2 separate regions of the Homo sapiens genome follow, and region 1 is linked to region 2. A link is a contact called in ENCODE Hi-C or POLR2A ChIA-PET data. All regions are on one chromosome and are shown on one strand. Each heading gives the region's core, a stretch centred on a gene start or an enhancer-like site at or near the end of the contact. The rest is flanking DNA. Distances are from core to core; before and after follow the strand shown. Region 1 holds the start of LINC00609 (long intergenic non-protein coding RNA 609). Region 2 has its middle 83 kb from the start of LINC00609.

Region 1 (6,432 bases), core at 526-3,025, 81 kb after region 2:
CCAGCAATCATTTTCATTATTTCTGCTCAGTGACCTTTCATTCCCTCCATTTTTCTCTGATAATTAGATTTCTTAAATTAAAAAAGGTAGGGGGAGAAATGATAAGCTCAATAGAAGACAAACAGGAATTGAATGGATGTATGCATTTATTTTTAATATGTTTTAGCAAAACCTGTATGTACCTGCCCCCCCCCCGCAACACATACACATCATTGGGCTTTAGAATCCTTGCTGAGATGTGGGTTTGAGGGAGATAACCACGTGTGGTGAGTTGCAGAGCCTGCCCTCCGCCTGCCACCGTTGCTGTGGGGAGCGCACTCTCTGTCGAGCGCTGCTGTAGCAGACCCACCAAATCCCATGTAAGTGGTCAGAGCACAAATGAGGTTGTCGGTGGGTAGTCCTACCCTATTCATGAGCTCTTTCAGAACAATTTTCATTACTTTTTTTAAATACTGTTTTTGGCAAACACTTGATACTTGAAATAAAAAATGCATGAGTCACCTACTGGGATAGGCACAGTGTGTGGTTCATTGAATTTAGCTAAATTGTGAGTCATCCATCAATAGTCCTCTTGGTGAACATACTTGTAATAATTTCACACATTACAAACAAAAATAGGTATGATTTTCAAGATTCTTGAAGCTGTTTCCCTTGGGGATTCTTTGGATTGTGTTTAGAGTTTTTTGTGTTGCTAGGTGGTGAGAAACTTGTCAGCTTTGTTTTCAGATGGATCCAAGGCTTGTGTCTCTGTCACGTGATAAAAGAACTTTGGTTTGGGAGGCTCAGGGGCAGAGTATGAAGCTGAGCGTCATGAAGTGGGGGGAAACAGGAATTAGCGATTAATATTTGTCCTTGTCAGATCATTGACTTTTAAGATTGATTTTGGCATCTGAAAAATGTTTGGCTCCACTCTCAGGACAGAGTCAGAGCAGTAAGAATATGCACCTGTGTCCCCCACCCCCTTTTTTCTGATAGGAGAGAGCTGAGCAGGGTGGTTATGTGTCTGTGCACTACTGCCCTCTGTTGGATGGCACTAGAATTTCTCTGTATCCACACCCCAGCTGAATGAGCGCTCCTGGTTGGCTGGCAGGTGACCCAGGCAAATATGTCATTATTGGACTAAGACCAATTAAAAAAAAATAGTTGGCCTGTATAAACTAAGAGAGACCTCTCTCTGGTGGAGAAATAAGAGTGTAGACTTTCTGACCTGTAGGGTTCTTCTATTCTGGTGGCTGCCGGGCAAGAGGCTGGCATCTGCTGCTGAATGACAGGACAGACTTTGTGATTAAACTGCTAGATCTTTGGCTTTTCAGGAAGTGAAAATAATCACAAGATAAAGTATCCTTACTTGCATTTTTCCCCTTTCATAAGTGCAATAGGGCATAAAAGGGCTTTGGCTTTTGGCTACAATCAGAGGTGAAAGTTTTTATATGGATATAAGAAGAGAAGTTAAAGCTCTTTGCAAACTATGGCTAAAGTGCCATGTCAGTAAGACGTATACAGTGACCCAGGACACTGGCTGGGAAGTTTTCTTTGTTTTGGCAGATTCCTCTGCCCTCCTTCACCTTCTCCAAGGTAGCGAGAGTAAGTGTCCAGGCATGAGCCTTGGGGATACTGTCCTGCCACTACTGGCTGAGTAACTTGGGAAAGTTGTCTGACTCTTGGGCCACATTTTTTCTTTTGTGTAAAATGAGGCATTTGAAATAGATGCTATCTCAGAGTCGCTTCATTTCTGAGATGCAATAAATTATCTTTTCTTCCTAGATGATAATGTAAGCACAAAGAACAAAACTATTTAAAGACCACACACATACCCTCTCAAACAAATCACCTCCCTTTGGGAAAGCAACATGTTCACTGTGATAATTCAGCATCAGGACCTGAGGTGGTGGGAACAGCTTTGGCTGGTTTGCTGCTCTCCAAGGAGCTCCTGTGCCGGCCGCATTGGACAAGCATCTCTGCCCTGCGGCGCAGAGTCTCCAGGACCAGCAGATGGCGGACTTGCACAGTCCACACATTTTCCAGGTTCTCAAGGTAAATGGTACTGATTAACATCCAGAAATAACACCCACTGATGTTTGAACAAATTGCAGCGTTTTCCAGGCCACTAAAACCATGGCACTTTGTGAGCTGGAACATTTGCTAATATTTAAAATGGTTAGAAAGATTGTTAATCTATAATACTTTCGAGTGTTAACAGCCTCTTTCACCCACGCATCAGAAACCCTTAATAAATTGGCCTTCTTTTTTTTCAGGTGGGGAAATTAGGGCAGAGGGTCAATTGGCTAAGATCACAGCAGAACTAGTCCAAATAATTCAGACTATACACCTTGGTGATCTTTTAGAATTGTCGTTCCTCTTGCCCTTCCTTTCTTTAATGCCCACTTCTCTTGGTTGTGGAGGGGAATGTGTGTGTTGACTGGGGATATGGAAGAGGAATTGACGTCTTCTGCACTTTGGGGCATTGCCACCTGCCATGGTCATCAAAGCTCCTGATCGCCACAACCTGTATTCAGAATACCTGTGATAATAAGAACTGGCATTTATTGATTACTTACTTTGAGCCAGGCATTGTTCTAAGCATTTCTCACACACTAATCATTTAATCCTTCCAGCAGCCCATAAAGGAGGCAGAGAGAGTAAGTAACTTACCTAGAATAACAGATCTTTGTATTTTTCTAGGCTCTAAAAGCAGCAATGACTTCAATCTATTTTTTAGTGGTAATCACTCTTTCACCCCAGATATTTTCCAGCTAACAGATCATTGACTGATTTTTAATATTTAAATTGAGAAATTTATTGGAGCTTTGGTGATAATCATGTAAGTAAGCCCTGGTTATAGTAGCTTGTAATGCTATTATTAGTGTTCAAGATTTCCTTTCACAACCTTGTGCTTAGAAGGAATGATTCACTAGAAATGGAAATAAGATGTAAATGAAATGGGGAAGCTTGGCAATTTAATCACTCAAGTAATACATATTTTCAAAGTGCTCACTTAATCCACTAGTCACAAGGCGGCATTAGAGATGTGTTGGGGGGTTTCACTCCAACAACATTTATTTATTTCAAAAACATACATAGTGGTTACTGCATACCAGGCACAAATATTAGTTCACTTAATTCTCCTCACAACTATGATGAGCCCCTTTTACAGATGAGGAAACCAAGGTTCAGAGAGGTAAGAAACATAGCTAGTAAGTGGCAGATCAAGATTTAAACCAGCCCCTAGCTTCTGATCCATGCTCATAACTACGAGGCTGTGCTACCCCTATCAATAGAAATCAGGTATGCTGGCGGGACGTACAGTAATTTAACCAGAGTCAAAGACAGAAACAAACAGTTATAGTGTTGATTTCCTCCTAACAACAATCCTTATATAGCAAATAATTTCTTTCTTTCCCTCTCTCTCTCTCTTTTTATTTTTTGAGACAGCGTCTCACTCCATCACCTAGGCTAGAGTGCAGTGGCACGATCTTGGCTCACTTCAGCCTCCACCTCCTGGGTTCAAGCGATTCTCATGCCTCAGCCTCCTGAGTAGCTGGGACCACAGGTGCATGCCACCATGCCTGGCTAATTTTTGTATTTTTAGTAGAGACGGGGTTTCGCTATGTTGGCCAGGCTGGTCTTGAACTCCTGGCCTCAAGTGATCCACCTGCCTTGGCCTCCCAAAGTGCTGGGATTACAGGTGTGAGCCACTGTGCCTGGCCATTATATAGCAAATAATTTCTAAAATAAAAAGTGAGACTAAAAATAGCTAAGTTAGCTACTGGCCTTGATAAAGGAGAATAGGAATTATAAAGAACAGGAAACTGTAGGGAGACCTACAGATGTTTTGTTTGTTTGTTTTTGAGACAGAGTCTCACTCTGTCTCCCAGGCTGGAGTGCAGTGGCATGATCTCAGCTCACTGCAACATCTGCCTCCCAGATTCAAGTGATTCTCATGTCTCAACCTCTGAGTAGCTGAGACTATAGGCGTGTGTCACCATACCCGGCTAATTTTTGTATTTTTAGTAGAGATGGGTTTTCATCATGTTGGCCAGGCTGGTCTCAAACTCCTGGCCTCAAGTTTTCTGCCTGCCTCAGCCTCCCAAAGTGCTGGGATTACAGGGGTGAACCACTGCACCTGGCCTGTTTTTTAAAATGGGTAGTGATGTTTGTGATACTTAGAACAATAATTAGTTCATCATTTTTACTGAAGACTAAGCAAAAGGAAGTTGTGTGATATCACAGTTGTGTGTGAGTGAACATCTGTTGTTTTTCTCCTTCCCCTTTCTGTGATGATGTCGTCCTTCACGGCATGTTTCCTAGGAGAAAAACCTTCTCCATTTATAAGGTGCATGGAATCCGCTGGGGATCTTGTTGAACTCTGGATTCTGATTTGGTGGGTCTGGGATGCAGCTCCAGATTCTGCATTTCTAACCAGCTACTAATGCTGCTGGTGTGCGGCCTGCTGGGAGTGGCAGGACTCCTTACCTTCCTCATCCTGCTTGGGTGTGGGGTTGCCAGAGACAGTACCTTCCACATCACATTCCTTCTACCTTCTGCATAGGAGTGGTTGTCATGTGATCCAGATTTGACTAGATATGATTCTTATCTGGAATTTGGTTCTCCTGCTCCCAACTCATATACCTAGGAGAAGCCTGGCTTCAGGAGGAGGCAAGGAAGCCAATTCACTGAGAGCTGCAGAAAGAGGAAAGGAGAAGGGGGAGAGAGAACAAGGATGACTGGATGATGTGCTTTGAGTTCTGGAGGCCAGCTCTATCCAGGAACACAAGCCAATAAAGTCCCTTTATGCTTAAGCTAATTTGTATAGTTTCTGTTACTTGCAATTAAAAGGGTTCTGCCTAATACGGAAGTAATTTAGATTTGATATAAAGGAGAATTCTTTACTGTAACAGGAGGGCGCTTTGCAACTCTTGCTAAAGACCATTGGGAACAGAACAGATACTGAGGTTATTTTAGGGAGACTTGCAAGAATAATATTAAAATATTTAATAATTAGCATGGCATGGATGCTGACCAGTCAAAACAGACACCAGCCACAGTGACATTCTGGGAACGCCAGCCTTGGTCACCTGGATGCCATTTGTAGTAGGTACAGGATCTACAGTATTTTTGTGTTGTGAGTTATATGCCTGCATTCTTTAGGCATATAATTTTGCTAAGGAGGCTTTCATTAATGCTTTAAAAGATACAATGTTCTCTTACCTTTTTTTAAAATAAGTTATAAACTTCCATTTTCCCCCAATATTTTTACACAGGGTTAATTCATTGTGATGTCAGGTGATCATCTTCATTTTTTTAGAATAATCTTCAGAATGTTCTCCTATAAAATTAATTTTAATATCCCTAGCCTTTACTTAAATAGGACTATCTTATATTATTCTAAATGTATTAAGTAGATAACTGATTAATATTACAAAAATGGATACCTTTAATCTTTAGGAATTCTAGAATATTAGATGAAGTCGAGAGTGATATTACAATTTGGTTTTACTTAAACATGCTAAAAATATACCAGAAGAAGCCAGAGTCAGTTTCCAGGAGTTACAACTATGGTGTATTCTATCTTTAAAATATGCTGTTATGAAGAGAAGTGGGCTAAAAGGCACAAACATACAGTAAGAGAGAAGGAATAAATTCAATGTTTGATAGCAGAGTAGGATGATTATACTTAACAAACATGTATAGTACTCAGGTGACGGACACCCTAAATACCCTGAGTCACTCACTACCCATTATGTGTAACAAGATGTCTGATCTACCCCACAAATTTGCGCAAATAAAAAAATAAAATACTCTATTAATCTCACCAGGAGTGGAATAAATTTTTGTGCTTGTGGATTGGTGGACAAGGGGAATAATGGTGATGGAAAAATCCTGGAGACGCTTAGGCCCAGTCACTCTTTTAATGCTTTCTTTGCTTACTTAGTTTAAAGGTGGGAGCATTGCATTAGAAGCCCAGAGATCCGGCTTTTAGTCTGACACCTCCCTGAATTCCACTCTGCACCCCCACCTCACCGTCTCAGTTTCTGCTTCCCCGGCCCGCCCTGAAGCCCCACTCTTTTGTTGTAGAACAGCATTAGTAGAGTCTATCAGAGGGAAGAGGCTCTTTCTAGGAATAAGATGCTACACGTTATTCTTAAAGGGAACGTGCTGCAAGCTCAGAGGCTAAGATTCTCCAAGAAAGAGTCAAAAGGCCTTGATACAACAAAGCAGGATTCCAGAGCAGCCTGGCATTGTTCCAGTCTGAAGTATGGGGTGGTTCCAAAATTGGGGACCGTGGAAATAGATTACAGGGATCTGTGGCTCTAGAACACACAACAGACCCTGTGAATGCACTGAATAAATACCTCGCACGTATTGTGCTACTGTTTTCTAATCTATGGAAGTGCTGTTTAAATGACCAAATTACAGTTATTAAAAGTATGA
Region 2 (6,901 bases), core at 4,085-6,584:
TCTGTGTGTGTGTGTGTGTGTGTATGTATATATATACACACACATATATATGTGTGTGTATATATATACACATATGTGTGTGTATATATATACATATATATGTGTATGTGTGTATATATATATATACACATATATATGTGTGTGTGTGTGTATATATATATATATATATATTTTTTTTTTTTTTTTTTTTTTTTTTTGTAAAGACAAGTTCATGCTATGTTGCCCAGGCTGGTCTAGAAACTCCTTGACTCAAGCAATCCTCCCGCCTTGGACTCCCAAAGTGGTAGGATTACAGGCATAAGCTACCATGCCCAGCCAAGTATCTGTATTTTGAGGTCATGGTTTTCTATATAGCTGTGCATGAACCCATGTATGAAGTAGTTAATTTATGTATTCAGCAAACATTTATAAGTGCAAATATACCAAGCATGTTGCCAGAAGTATGAATGAAACAGGCAGATACAGCCCCTGCTCTCATGAGCACATGGTCAGTGTGTGAGGAAGAGACACATTGACTAACCAGTTGCAGGGATGGTGGCCTGTCGTCACAGTCAGTGCAAAGCCTCCTGATGTCTAGGGGCAATAGTTAGCTTGAGTGCCAGGTATAGGAAGGCGATTTAGATATCTCTCTCCAGTCTCTGAAGAATCTCTGTAAATTCTCCAACCTATATTTATGTTCAATGAGCTCCTAGCTTTTATTCAGTCATCAGCACTTCAGTCCTTTCTGATGTGGCTTATTTGATCAAGTCCAGTTTTCTTAAAAATAATATTTTTTTCCCTTGTGAGGTAGGAGTTTTGCTGAAGAACCTCATCTTTGGAGTGGTAAGAGGGCTGGCTCAGAAGTCACTTGACCACTGTAGGACCAAGGAAGAGGCTGGAAAGGTGGAGTTTGAAACATGCTCTTTTTAGAGAAGCTGTGAAGCTTGGTCATGGCCTGCACACTCTAATTTTTGGTGGTTGTCAAGCCCTGCACTACGTTAAACAGAATAGTTTTTTCCTCAATTAAAAGTGCTTTTCAATGGTTATTATCATTTTTGCTTTACAAAACTCTCATAGGTTGAAGTCCATATTCTTTTAAAATTGTTGAGCAAGGTGGGATCCATGGAGCTTAAATTGAATGACAGGCTCTGTGGTTCTTGTATTTACCTTAAATAATTTCTTATTTGCCCGTGCTAAGTCATGGGATTGGTTTGATTGCAGAGTAGGCTCTTTAATTAAATGAGTGGGTGTGAAGCTGGGCCCATACTGGATTTACTCCACTAAGGCATAGTTAGGCCTGTATCTTTTTATTTACTTATTTATTCATTTTAAACCTGTATCTTAAAAGCATTTTATGCATCTTTGAATGGAGTCAAATAATCATAGCTGGTGAAACATCATAGAGGTGACTTGTTTTGATTTCTTTAGTTTTTATTTGGTAATGAGATTTGTTTGAAGGTACATCTAGATGTGGGAAAGCAAATCTGTAGCACTGATTTGAATGTTTTTCATTCATGTTTTCACTGTGTTTCTTTCTTTTATTTTTAGAAACAAGTCTCCTCTTCTTAATTCCTGTAGCACATTTCCAGAAAGTTTGCCCCCTTAGCTTCTGGGGCTCCCTGATAAAACAGTCACAGCCAGCCAATGGCATGTGTGCTTAGTTAGTTGATGTACTGCAAGAAAAAAAAAACCCATATATGTGGCATAAAGTTGGGTTCATAAGCTGCATGTCTGAACAACTAATCTTTTTCATAGAGAGAAAACTGTATTTCATATAATTATGTACCCTAACAATTCAAATCCATTTGTTCACTACTGTTGGTGCATGACTCGTTGAAATGGATTTTTTTCTGTCAGGCTGCACTGTGGGTATGTATACACATTGAAGACAGTCTTAAATGCTTCCAAAGTTTAATTAGTGGAACATTACAGACACACAAGAAACCCCCTTGTGGTAGAGTTCTCTATTATGCTGCTCGCTCGTGCCTGATTTGCTTCAAATGTGGTTTCTCCACTTTAGAGAGAAACTGGTATATAAGGTGGCTCTGGGAATTAGTGGAACCTCTTAACATTTACATAGAGATATAGGCACGGTATAACTAATACATAGATCCTGTTTGATTTAAAATATTGTCACTTTTGTTTCCTATTTTGCAAAACCCCAAAAAGTAATTTGGTGGACAGAGCCAAAGGGAGTCCACAAACCATAAGAACAAATCACCCCCATCTGATGGTATTGTAGTTACAGAGTATTTAACAATCCCATGTGACTCCTATATGCCAAAGCTCTTGTGATCTCAGAAACAATCAGTTGTTTATTTCAGTAAATTACTGGGCAGTGAGCTGTGGAAAACAATTCTGGCTTTGTTGCTGGGAAAAGCTGAGTTTAAGGCATGGATCTCTGCTCATTAGTTATGAGATCCTGAACACGTTTTTTTTTTTTCTTTCTTCACCTCTGTAAACTTTTGTTCATCTGTAACATGGGGCTAGCAATAGTACCCATCTGTGAGGGGGTTGTAAGGATTAAATGGAACAGTGTGGGTAAAATATTTAGAAGAGGCCCTGGCACATAGGCAGCGCTCAACAAATGTGGTTTTGCTTCTATCAGCCTCTCAGTTGCCTAACTGGGCCCTGAAGAAAGAGGACCTTCGCTGTAAATTTGCTTGTGGTTTTGCTTGTGCAGAAGTTTGCCTGCCTGAGAATGGAAAGCTGTGGCAGACATTAACCCATGTTCTCAGAGCAAGGGGGACCCTTAGGGGGAGCAGGATGTGGATGGAGAATGCTTTGCCAGGGATCAAAAGACATGGACTCTGGTCCAGGGTTCAAAACTATGTGACTTGAGATTTTCTGGGTTAGTTCCTCTCTCTCAGTGCCTAGCACACAGTAGGAATTTGTAAATATTTGTTGTCTAGATTAAAGAATTAATCCGTGAAATGAAGTGATTGGATGGAACCATTCAATCCATATCCTCTTACAGGGCTCCCCTTCCTAATGGAGAAAGTTCCTTAATGAATGGACATCTGCTGTCTGTCATGTAGAGCTTTCTATGGACACTTCCAGTTGCTCTGATTGTCAGGGGCTCCAGTTTTGGGTGGTAGCATGCTTCTGGGAATGGTAGTGGTTTAAGGAAGAAGTTTGAGAGGAGTAAAGAGATGGCTTTGTCAGAAGATGCTAAAAAAAGAAGTAGAATGCTTCCATAGGCAATCAGCCCTGTACTCTCCATTGTCCCCAAAGCACAGGCCTGCTCTATCTCCTTGGCATTCTCCATAGCTAGGACTTCTCCATAGTCCAATCAAACTCTCCCTTTTATGTTTATTTGAATCCTTTGGTAATTCTTTTTCTCTTCAGGATTGCCCTTGGAATTTTAACCCAACAGCACAAAACGTCTTCAACGAGGGCAAGTGTAGGGGAGGGGAGCAGTGAGATGATTTAACTTCATCATGAACTATTAGGAATGCATCTGGGCCCTAAGGAGTTTCCAGGGCTGATGGTGCTGCTTTCTTTCTACTCTTTTAGGGTTGCCCATAAGAGCAATTCATGAGAAGTTGTTCTCGTGTGCTGTGCTCCAGTGTAATTTGAGGTGGATTTCTTCCACACTCATTATACTTGGGTATGTGAGGTTGCCAGGATCATCACAGAACTTGAGCTGTCTCGTTCTTCAACTTTGGGCGACTGAGGAAAAAAGGAGCTAGAATGGTGAGAAATGAATTTTGGACAGGTCTGAGGAAGTCAGAAGTGAATTCACCTTTGCAAAAATTATAACTCAGAACATTATTACAGTGAAAGAGATCCGACTTAAATGACTCCATCTTGCTTCTGACCTTCAGGCTGCGCTTGTTCTTTCCTGGGTGTAGGTGAAATAACTTTTGGAGGAACTTAGTTTATAGTTTACCTTTGAAACAAAGTTACAGCTGACAATAACATCCCTTTCCCCAAACAAATCCTCTTCCTGCCTAGGGACTAGACAGCCTTTGCAGGATTAACAAATTAGCCACAAAATTTGAAATTATGGTTTAGGAGTCATGCAGCTGGAGGCTGCAAGATTCTGAACCTCCCCAAATTGCTCCTGGGAATAACATCACTATTGTAAAACCTAAGATTAGGGCTTGAGATATTTTGCAGACCTTGTACTCAGTGGGTCAGCTGGCACCACTCAGATCGATAAACTGGCTCATGTGGTCTTATGGCCCCCACTCAGGAACTGACTCAGCACAAGAGGACAGCTTTGGCTCCCTATAATTTCATCTCTGACCTGACCAATCAGCACTCCCCACTTTCCAACCCCCCTACCCACCAAATTATCCTTAAAAATCCCAATCTCTGAGTTTTGGGGGAAACTGATTTGTGTAATAATAAAACTCCATTCTCCCTTACAGCCGACTCTGCGTGAATTAAATCTTTCTCTATTTTTTTTTTTTTTTTTGTCTGTTTGTTTTGAGACAGAGTCTCACTCTGTCGCCCAGGCTGGAGTCTTGTTCTGTCTGCCAGGTTCAAGCGATTCTCCTGCCTCAGCCTCCCAAGTAGCTGGGATTACAGGCGCCTGCCAGCCACCACACCCAGCTTATTTTTGTATTTTTAGTAGAGATGGGGTTTCACCATGTTGGCCAGGCTGGTCTCTAACTTCTGACCTCAAGTGATCCACTCACCTCAGCCTCCCTAAGTGCTGGGATTACAGGTGTGAGCCACCGTGTCCGGCCTAAACTCTTTTGTATTGCAGTTCTCCTGTCTTGATAAATCAGCTTTGTCTAGGCAGCAAACAAAGAGAACCCATTGTGTGGTTAAAGCAGTTTAAGAAAATAAAGTTGAGATAAAACATAGCATGATATTTAAGACTTACTGTGTATCAGGTATTGTATAAGCTTCTAAAATACATCACTACTCTCAATCTTCAAATTATCTTATGACACGAGTAATGTAGATATCCTTATTTTACAGATGACAAAACTGAGGCACAGAGAGATGAAGTAAGTTGCCTAAGGTCACACGGGAAGTGGCAGAACTGGGATTTAAACTTAGAAAGTCTTGCTGCAGAACATGCGCTTTCGTACAGCTAGCATTTAGGGAAATGCCATAGCGATACTCTGGTTGCCTTCAGCTCGGGCAGCATAGGACCAAGTCTTGCAGGGTTCCTGCACCTTGAACAATATCCAGAATTATACAGAAACATTTGGACCTCCACGAGAGCCAAAAATAGACCAGCAAGGGCAAATGACTCCTGTATCTACTTCTGAATGCGTGGTGTCCCAGGCTGTCATTTCTATTAGAGATGTACTTGCCTTCCTAGGGTCATAGTGCGGTGCTTCAAGCCACACCTTCACTCTTCTACCCCGCTGCCCAACCACTGTCAGCTCCAGCCATCACCATTCTACGCCATTTCACTCCACAGCAGCTGGAATGGCTGACAGTGTTCCAATAATTGTCTTAGTTTTGGCGAGTGTTCCACACTCAAATACATCTGCTCTTTGTTCTCAGTGCCTCCCAGAAAATTCCACGATAGATAAAAATAATGTCTAGGTCCCCACTCTTGTTTGCCTCTAGGTGTGGCCATATGACTCATGCTTGCCAGCGGCATGTGAGCAGATGGGGTCTCCCAAGTCTGGGCCTTAGGACACTGAGCATGCACTCGTCCACATGCCGTCTTTCCCTTCTGGAGAGCTGGAATATAGAGGTGCCTATGACTCTGCTTTGATCAAGCAGGAAAGGGCAACACCCTAGGCTCCTCCTACTCAGAGTATGCTTCATATCCGGGCAGCCAGGCATCACCTGGGAGCTTGTTAGAAATGCAGACTCTTGCCAGGCGTGGTGGCTCATGCCTGTAAACTGAGCACTTTGGGAGGCTGAGGTGGGTGGATTGCTTAAGGTCAGGAGTTCAAGACAAGCCTGGCTGACATAGCAAAACCCTGTCTGTACCAAAATATACAAAAATTAGCCAGGCGTGGTGGTGCATGCCTGTAGTCCCAGCTACTCGGGAGGCTGAGGCGGGAGAATCACTTGAACCCGGGAGGTGGAGGTTGCAGTGAGCTGAGATAGCACCACTGCACTCCAGCCTGGGTGACAGAGCAACACTCCATCTCAAAAAAAATGCGGCCTCTCAAGCCCTATCCCAGACATCAAATCAGAACCTGCATTTTTAACAAGAGCTGGATGATTCACACGCACATTAAAATTTTATGAACCAACAGCGTAGAAAAATCCTGGTTCTCTGAGTGATCACATGGAGCATGGCTTCCCTGATGACTGTTCCTCTCATTTGAGGAGTGTTACAGCAAGAATAGCATAAGCCTCTGTGGTAAGCCACTCTAATGTGGGGTCTGTTTGTTACAATGGCTTAGCCCTCATCCTAAGTAATGCTGTATTGTTATCCTGGTTTTAAGGATGAGAAAAGTGAGATTTAGAATGTGTACCTTCAGGGCTCTGACAGGAAGCAGGATTCAACTTGAGTGGTTTGAACAGAGATTAAGGATGGAGGGCTGGTGTAAGGGCAGGGTTAAGGACAAAGTGCTCATGTAGGGTTTTTTTCCCAGGAAGCTTGGCAGTAAAGGGAAGGAAATCAACTGGTGGCTGAAAGTAGCCTGGGGGTCAGGAACCTGAATATATTGGTGGGCAGTGGGAAAGGAACCAGTAGAATGGAAAAGATCAATGTTAAGGGAGGGTTTGATGGGATCCTGAAGGAGGGGAAGAACAAAAGCATGGTCTAGGCCAGGCGTGGTGGCTCACACCTGTAATCCCAGCACTTTGGGAGGCTGAGGCGGGCAGATCACTTGAGGCCAGGAGTTCAAGACCAGCCTGGGCAACATGGTGAAACCCCGTCTCTACTAAAAATACAAAAATTACCAGTGCATGGTGGTGCACGCCTGTAGTCTCAGGTACTCTGGAGGCTGGGAGGCAGGAGAATCGCTTGAAGCCGGAGGCAGTGGGCTGA

The links. Hi-C counts contacts between places; a loop is a spot of excess contacts on that map. ChIA-PET counts read pairs that join two places held with the same protein, here RNA polymerase II (POLR2A). Pooled maps may share reads with other maps.
Region 1: a map of dorsolateral prefrontal cortex shows a loop between it and region 2 (2.4-fold over the local background). The contact joins the promoter of LINC00609 here to the enhancer-like site in region 2. A Hi-C loop is called at or near these places in 2 of 168 maps with a recorded cell type or tissue (PC-9 and dorsolateral prefrontal cortex) and 3 of 50 pooled maps. POLR2A ChIA-PET finds 5 or more read pairs at or near these places in 1 of 52 experiments (activated CD4-positive, alpha-beta T cell).

Annotation. Positions count from the first base shown.
Region 1 is chr14:36,068,652-36,075,083 of GRCh38, forward strand. LINC00609 (long intergenic non-protein coding RNA 609) reads left to right here and starts at 1,776. Exons shown (of 3, transcript NR_073454.1): 1 at 1,776-2,034.
Region 2 is chr14:35,983,765-35,990,665 of GRCh38, forward strand. No RefSeq gene overlaps it. Among named protein-coding and RNA genes, the nearest start is that of LINC00609, 83 kb to the right of the region's middle. Within about 2 kb of position 5,335, at least 2 of the 41 ENCODE cell types and tissues checked have a DNase peak (open chromatin) inside an H3K27ac peak, as active enhancers do; they include dorsolateral prefrontal cortex, where a contact is called at or near this core.